Regions from separate parts of the Homo sapiens genome. Here region 2 is linked to region 1. A link is a loop called in an ENCODE intact Hi-C map of the cell type or tissue named here. Cell type or tissue: Caco-2. All regions are shown on one strand. Each heading gives the region's core, and the rest is flanking DNA. Links, peaks and the distances in the headings are about the cores only.

What was found. A loop is a pair of places that touch in the nucleus more often than their neighbours do. Peaks named below come from ENCODE experiments on the same cell type or tissue, not always from the same donor. Only the 100,000 strongest peaks of a DNase experiment are listed, where the experiment ranks them.
Region 2: a loop joins it to region 1, with 8 times the contacts of the local background. A loop is called at or near these places in 7 of 110 quality-filtered maps.

What each region holds. Positions count from the first base shown.
Region 1 is chr3:71,257,627-71,260,435 of GRCh38, reverse strand. All of the region lies in intron 5 of FOXP1 (forkhead box P1), which reads left to right. Among named protein-coding and RNA genes, the nearest start is that of FOXP1-AS1, 31 kb to the left of the region's middle. In Caco-2, for the core only: no CTCF peak of the experiment used is centred there; a DNase peak (open chromatin) is centred at 1,585.
Region 2 is chr3:71,151,659-71,154,467 of GRCh38, reverse strand. All of the region lies in intron 6 of FOXP1 (forkhead box P1), which reads left to right. Among named protein-coding and RNA genes, the nearest start is that of FOXP1-AS1, 140 kb to the left of the region's middle. In Caco-2, for the core only: no CTCF peak of the experiment used is centred there; DNase peaks (open chromatin) are centred at 877 and 1,357.

The sequences.
Region 1 (2,809 bases), core at 164-2,663:
AAAGCACTACCATGTGAAATAGTTGGCAAAAATGAATCATCCCATAAATTCTTTGACAAAACATGGCCAAAAGGGTAAAAGTATCATGTGCCCATTTCATCTCTGCATTTCTCCCCCCGCGCCCCGAGCCTTCCCTACGTATTAGAAAGTGTTGGCCGGGCGCGGTGGCTCACGCCTGTAATCCCAGCACTTTGGGAGGCTGAGGCGGGCGGATCACAAGGTCAGGAGATCGCGACCATCCTGGCTAACACGGTGAAACCCCGCCTGTACTAAAAATACAAAAAAATTAGTGGGCGTGGTGGCAGGTGCCTGTAGTCCCAGCTACTCCGGAGGCTGAGGCAGGAGAATAGCGTGAACCCGGGAGGCGGAGCTTGCAGTGAGCCGAGATTGCGCCGCTGCACTCCAGCCTGGGGGAGAGAGCGAGACTCTGTCTCAAATAGAAAAGAAAAGAAAGTGTCCCTGGTTAGTTCCCTGCTGCCCTTCCTCACCTCTTCCTTCATGTCCCTGCCTAACTGGGTACCACGCTGAGCCTCCAGCAGCACCCCCACCCTCTATCCACCAAAGGGGCTTACCTGTGGAGCTTAATCTGGGCTCACTTGTCTTAAGGGACTTTATACGTAACTAGCAGGTGGCATCCACATCACTAAGTATTTCCCCAGTGCTTGTTAATATGCTGTTCTAAGTGATAGGCACCTCCTCTTAATATGGATAGTTAATTGATTTGTAGGCACTTTTGTTTCATCACAACCCTATTTCAGTTACAGTTGTTCATCCTTCTTTTTCTTCTTATCATTACTCATCACAAACCATCTAGTTCGTCTATGAAAAATCAGTCGATTGGGGTCGTCTCCCTTTACCAGACGCCCATAGGGTTTAGTTTTCTTCCAACACAGGGATCATAGACTTAGGAAGTGAGTCATTTGGGACATTGGTACTCATTTTTCACTATCCTTGGTGGACAATAAGAAAAATAATAGGAATGATAGGAGGTAATATTTACCAAACACTTTGTATGTGCCAGTTCAGCAAACCATTCTGAATCCTTTACGCATGTCTTCTCTTTTCATCTTCATGATAACCTTACAAAGATATACTGCAGCTGACACTATTTTCTAGGTCATAAAACTAAGACACAGAGAGGTGAAGTGAGCTCTGCAAGGTCACACTGTAGCTTGTCTGTGCTTTAAGCTTGGGCTCTTCTGGGTTCTGTTAGAAGCCTTTGGTTGCCGTGCCCACTCATGCCCATGGGGCAGCCCATCCCATTCTTTACTTCTTTTTTCTTTTTTTTTCTGAGACACAGTCTTAGCTCTGTCACCCAGGTTGGAGTGCAGTGGCACGATCTCAGCTCACTGCACCTCTGCCTCCCAGGTTCAAGCAATTCTCCTGCCTCCGCCTCCTGAGTCACTGGGACTACAGGCGCATGCCACCATGCCCAGCTAATTTTTTGTATTTTTAGTAGAGAAGGGGTTTCACTGTATTAGCCAGGGTAGTCTCGATCTCCTGACCTCGTGATCCGGCTGTCTGGGACTCCCACAGTGCTGGGATTACAGGCATGAGCCACTGTACCCGGCCTCAGCCCATCCCATTCTTAGGGCTACTGTCAAAGGTTTCTCTGCGGTCAACATTGACTTTGTTAATATTATCAGTGATAGTCCTAGACACAGAATTGCTTCAGTTCAAAAAGATAGGTTCCCACACTTAAAGCCTTAAGCAAAGCTCTCTCTTCTCCATTCCCCTCCTACATCCTTCCAATTGCCACACACTGTTTATTTGACCTCTGAAGTCTCTCCTGCTTTCTGCCCTTCCTGTCCTTGCCTTCCTGCCTGTAGAATGAAGACTTGGCTCCTTAGCATTGCCTTCAAAGCTCTTCATCCCCTGGCCCCAGTCTCTGTGTCTTCTAGAAGTTCCTCCAGCCTAGCTTTCCACAAAATATCTGGGTGTCACCTAAGGGACTGGCCCTCTGCTGGGAGTTCAGGATTGACACAGGAATGCTCACAGAGCTTATACCAGACCCCTTATTCTGCCCTTTGTTTGCCCTACCCTTGAACTTCTATAGCTCCTGTTACTGCTTCCTTCAGTGTTGGATGCCAATCCTCTGTCTTTTTTTTCCTCCTCTCCTACCTATTAACATCCTACTCATCCTTCAAGGCTTGGCTCAAATATGACTTCTATGAAGCCTTTTCAATTGAACCCAGCCTGTGTGACTCACTCTTTTGTCTGGGCTCCCACAAGTGTGTGTTTGTATTTCATTATAACCTTTGTTCAAGTCTGCTCTGTATTTTAGTGGGTTCTTTTCAGATTCGAAAGCCACAAATTCTTGCCTGAAGGTAAGAACCTATTTAATTTATTTTTGTGTGCCCAGAGCATACTATGTAGATATTCGTAGGCGCTCCGTGGATGTTATTAAGCGCAGTAATAACAATTACCATTTTGTTGAGGGCCTACTGTGCATCAGGACTGCGAGGTATTTTGTGTTCACTGTCATGTTTGCTCCTGCCAAGTAGCTTATGAGTGAGTTCTAGCTGTGATTGTTACCCCCATTTTACAGATGAGAAAACTTAGGTCCAGAAAGATGATGTGTCTTGTTTGGGTCACATAGCTGGTAAGTGGAAGTGCAGACATTTGCACACAGGTCTGCATGCTTCTAAAAGTCCATGTTGTTTTCACCACAATGCCTGAGAAATACATTATAATGATTTGCTGTGGCCCCTGGAAATCCAGATTAAGAGTCCTGAGTCCTTTAAGAAATACTCCCGTGGCTCCATTTCTTTTTCTTTCTGCATCCTGGAAATTTCCTCCTTTTAGTCAC
Region 2 (2,809 bases), core at 186-2,685, 110 kb after region 1:
CTTAGAATGCTTTTTCTAATTCATACAGTAGGCTTAAATATGTCATGGTTTTAGAGTTTTCCTTAAGGAATACGTTGATTCCCAGGCACATTACAGTCTGAATCAGTCTTAAGAAATTCCAGGATAGAGGTGGAAGAAGTTTTAGTAAATTGTTGTGCAGCATGGTGACCGCAGTTAATAATAATGTATTATATATTTCAAAATTGCTGAAAGAGGAGATTTCAAATGTTCTCACCACACCCACACACACAAAAAAATGATAAGTAGGTGAGGTGATGGATATATTAACTAGCTTAATTTAATTTTTCTCAAAATATCACATTATATTTCATAAATACATTCAATTATTATTAGTCAATTGCAAAAAAAAAGAAGAAGAAGAAGAAGAAGAATGCAAAGGGGAAAAACAAAATTCCATAGAGTTATATGAGAACAAATAGATTACACAATATCTAGACCACAATAAATGTTTGCTTTGTGTTTGAGGGCCTTGTGTCAATTGTACATAATCACTATGGACCTAGTATGCTACGTGTCATATGTGTATAGTAGGGGCCCAATAAATGTTATTCATTAATGTTTATTGCCGTACCTCTGAAAACACACCTTTAGAAAGGAAAGTATACAGTATTTACAATTTACTGTCATTTATTCCATTAGGTTGTCTGACTTGTGATGTGGAGGTGCTATCTCATCAGGTATGATTGTCTCTTAGAATAATTCCCTTTGATCAGAGTGGAGCTTTGAGTGGATTTATTTTGTTAAGCTGGAATCCACCTCTTTAGGTTAATGTGACACACCTACATACACCCCAGCAGATACAACAGGGCCATTCCATGATGTGTATCTTCAGTTGTCATTTCATGTTTAACCAAGAGGATTAGAAGGCATTGATGTATTAATAGCTTTTTTTTTTTTTTTTCTCAAGCATGGTACTAATTCTTAGGTGGGGTCAAGATGATTGCGGGGGGCAGTGGGGGCAGCCTGTGGTCAACGTTCAAAGCCTTCCAGTCATTTAGAAAGTTGAAATGTGCTTGGTGCTGGGCTAGAATCATTAGGAGGAAATAGCTGCAAACCTGGAAACGTCCCTGGAGAATACTTAATTCAGGAATAAAGGTTTGGATTGATGAGGGCTAAAATAAAACTTGGCAGCGACAGCATTCTAGTAACTTTTAGCCACTTCTCCCCATCTCACTGGGGTATTCCTGCTGGTATATTCACTAGCCTGAGCTCTGCTCCTGAGAGGGCTGCAGGAGCTGGGTGGGTTGGGAGACACAGGTGTGTGGGAGGCGCCTTCACCAAGTGCCGCACAATTGCCGGGTACCCCTCTGTGCCTTTAACTGGTCGGTAAACAGAAAGCAGGATGTGCTTATCTGAATAGTGACAACAGTTGCAAGCACTCAGTCACAAAGTTCAGCATTCTGGCTTTAGATGGACCAGCGTGGGGCTCTGGAAGCTGGTGACTTGGGAGTGCCTGCCGTACACATGGGTGGGGAAGGGATGGAAAGTTTGTCAAGGACTTGCCGAGTTATTAAGCAAAGACTCTGTAAGTGCGTCAGAATGGGAAGGCAGCTCAGAACCTTTCCACTCCACCCTTTTTGTTGTTGGAAATAGGTAAACTGAGGCCAGTGAACAGGAATGTGTATTTCAATAATACCAAAGCTAACTTCTATCACTGTGAGTTGTGTGCCAGGCCCTGGGTTCACTGCCTTCTGAGTGTTGTCTCTTTTAATCTCTGCCACAGCTCTGTGGGGTAAGCACTGGTGTTATACCCATTTTTCAGATAAGGAAACAGAGCCTCAGAGAGTCAGGTTACTTCCTCAAGGTCATAGAACTAGTAAGTCACAGACCTAGGGCACAGGAGCAGGTCTGTGTGGGGGTCAGAGCCACAGCTGTCCCCCACACGCTGGGGGCCTCCTCCACAAAGCGGTTTCAGGTGGGGCTCAGCCCACCTCTGGGGGAACCCATTCATATACTATGCAAGGTTTCACAGGTGTGTGAATTCATTTTCCATTGCTGCGTAATAAATTACCACAAACTTAATAGCTTCAAACAACACATATCTGTCATTCCACAGTTTCTGTGGAGGCCAGGCCTGGTTTTCCTGAGTTCTCTGCTCAGAGTCTCACAAATCTGTACTCAGGGGGTCAGCCTGATTATGGTCCCACCTGAGGCTTGGGATCCCCTTCCAAACTCACTAACTGTTGGTGGAATTCAATTCATGCAGGGAGAGCACTGAGGCTGCAAGCTCATGGAGACCACCCACTGTTTCCTATGTGTGGCCCTCTCCACAACACAGCCCTTTGCTTCTTCAAAACCCAACCAAAGAATCTCTGTCTTCAGGAACAGCCTCCGACCCTCTTTGAAGGGGCTCACCTAATTAGGCCAGGCCCACAGAGGAAAAGCTCTCTTTTGATTAACTCAGAGTCAACTGATTAGGGACTTTATACCTGCAAAATCTCTTTTGCCACACAGCATAACTTAATCAAAGGAATGTATTCCATCCCATTCATGGATCCTGCCCATACTCAAGGGAAGGCCATAATACAAGCATATGGTCATTAGGGGCCATCTTAGTCACTACTGTTCGTGGATTGTTCTCCAGCTTCCTGGAGGAGAGGAGAGCAGGAGACAGAGCTAAGAGTGTTTGTAAAATAGGGCAGTGGGAAAAGGTAGGTCTTGTGAGTAGCAGGCTACTTAAGATGCCTAGTGGGTCTAAATGTCAAATGCTATTGGCAGATTTTCCGTGCAAGGTATGACCAAAAAATAATTATTTCATTAACTTTGTGCAAAAAAAAAAAAAAAAATG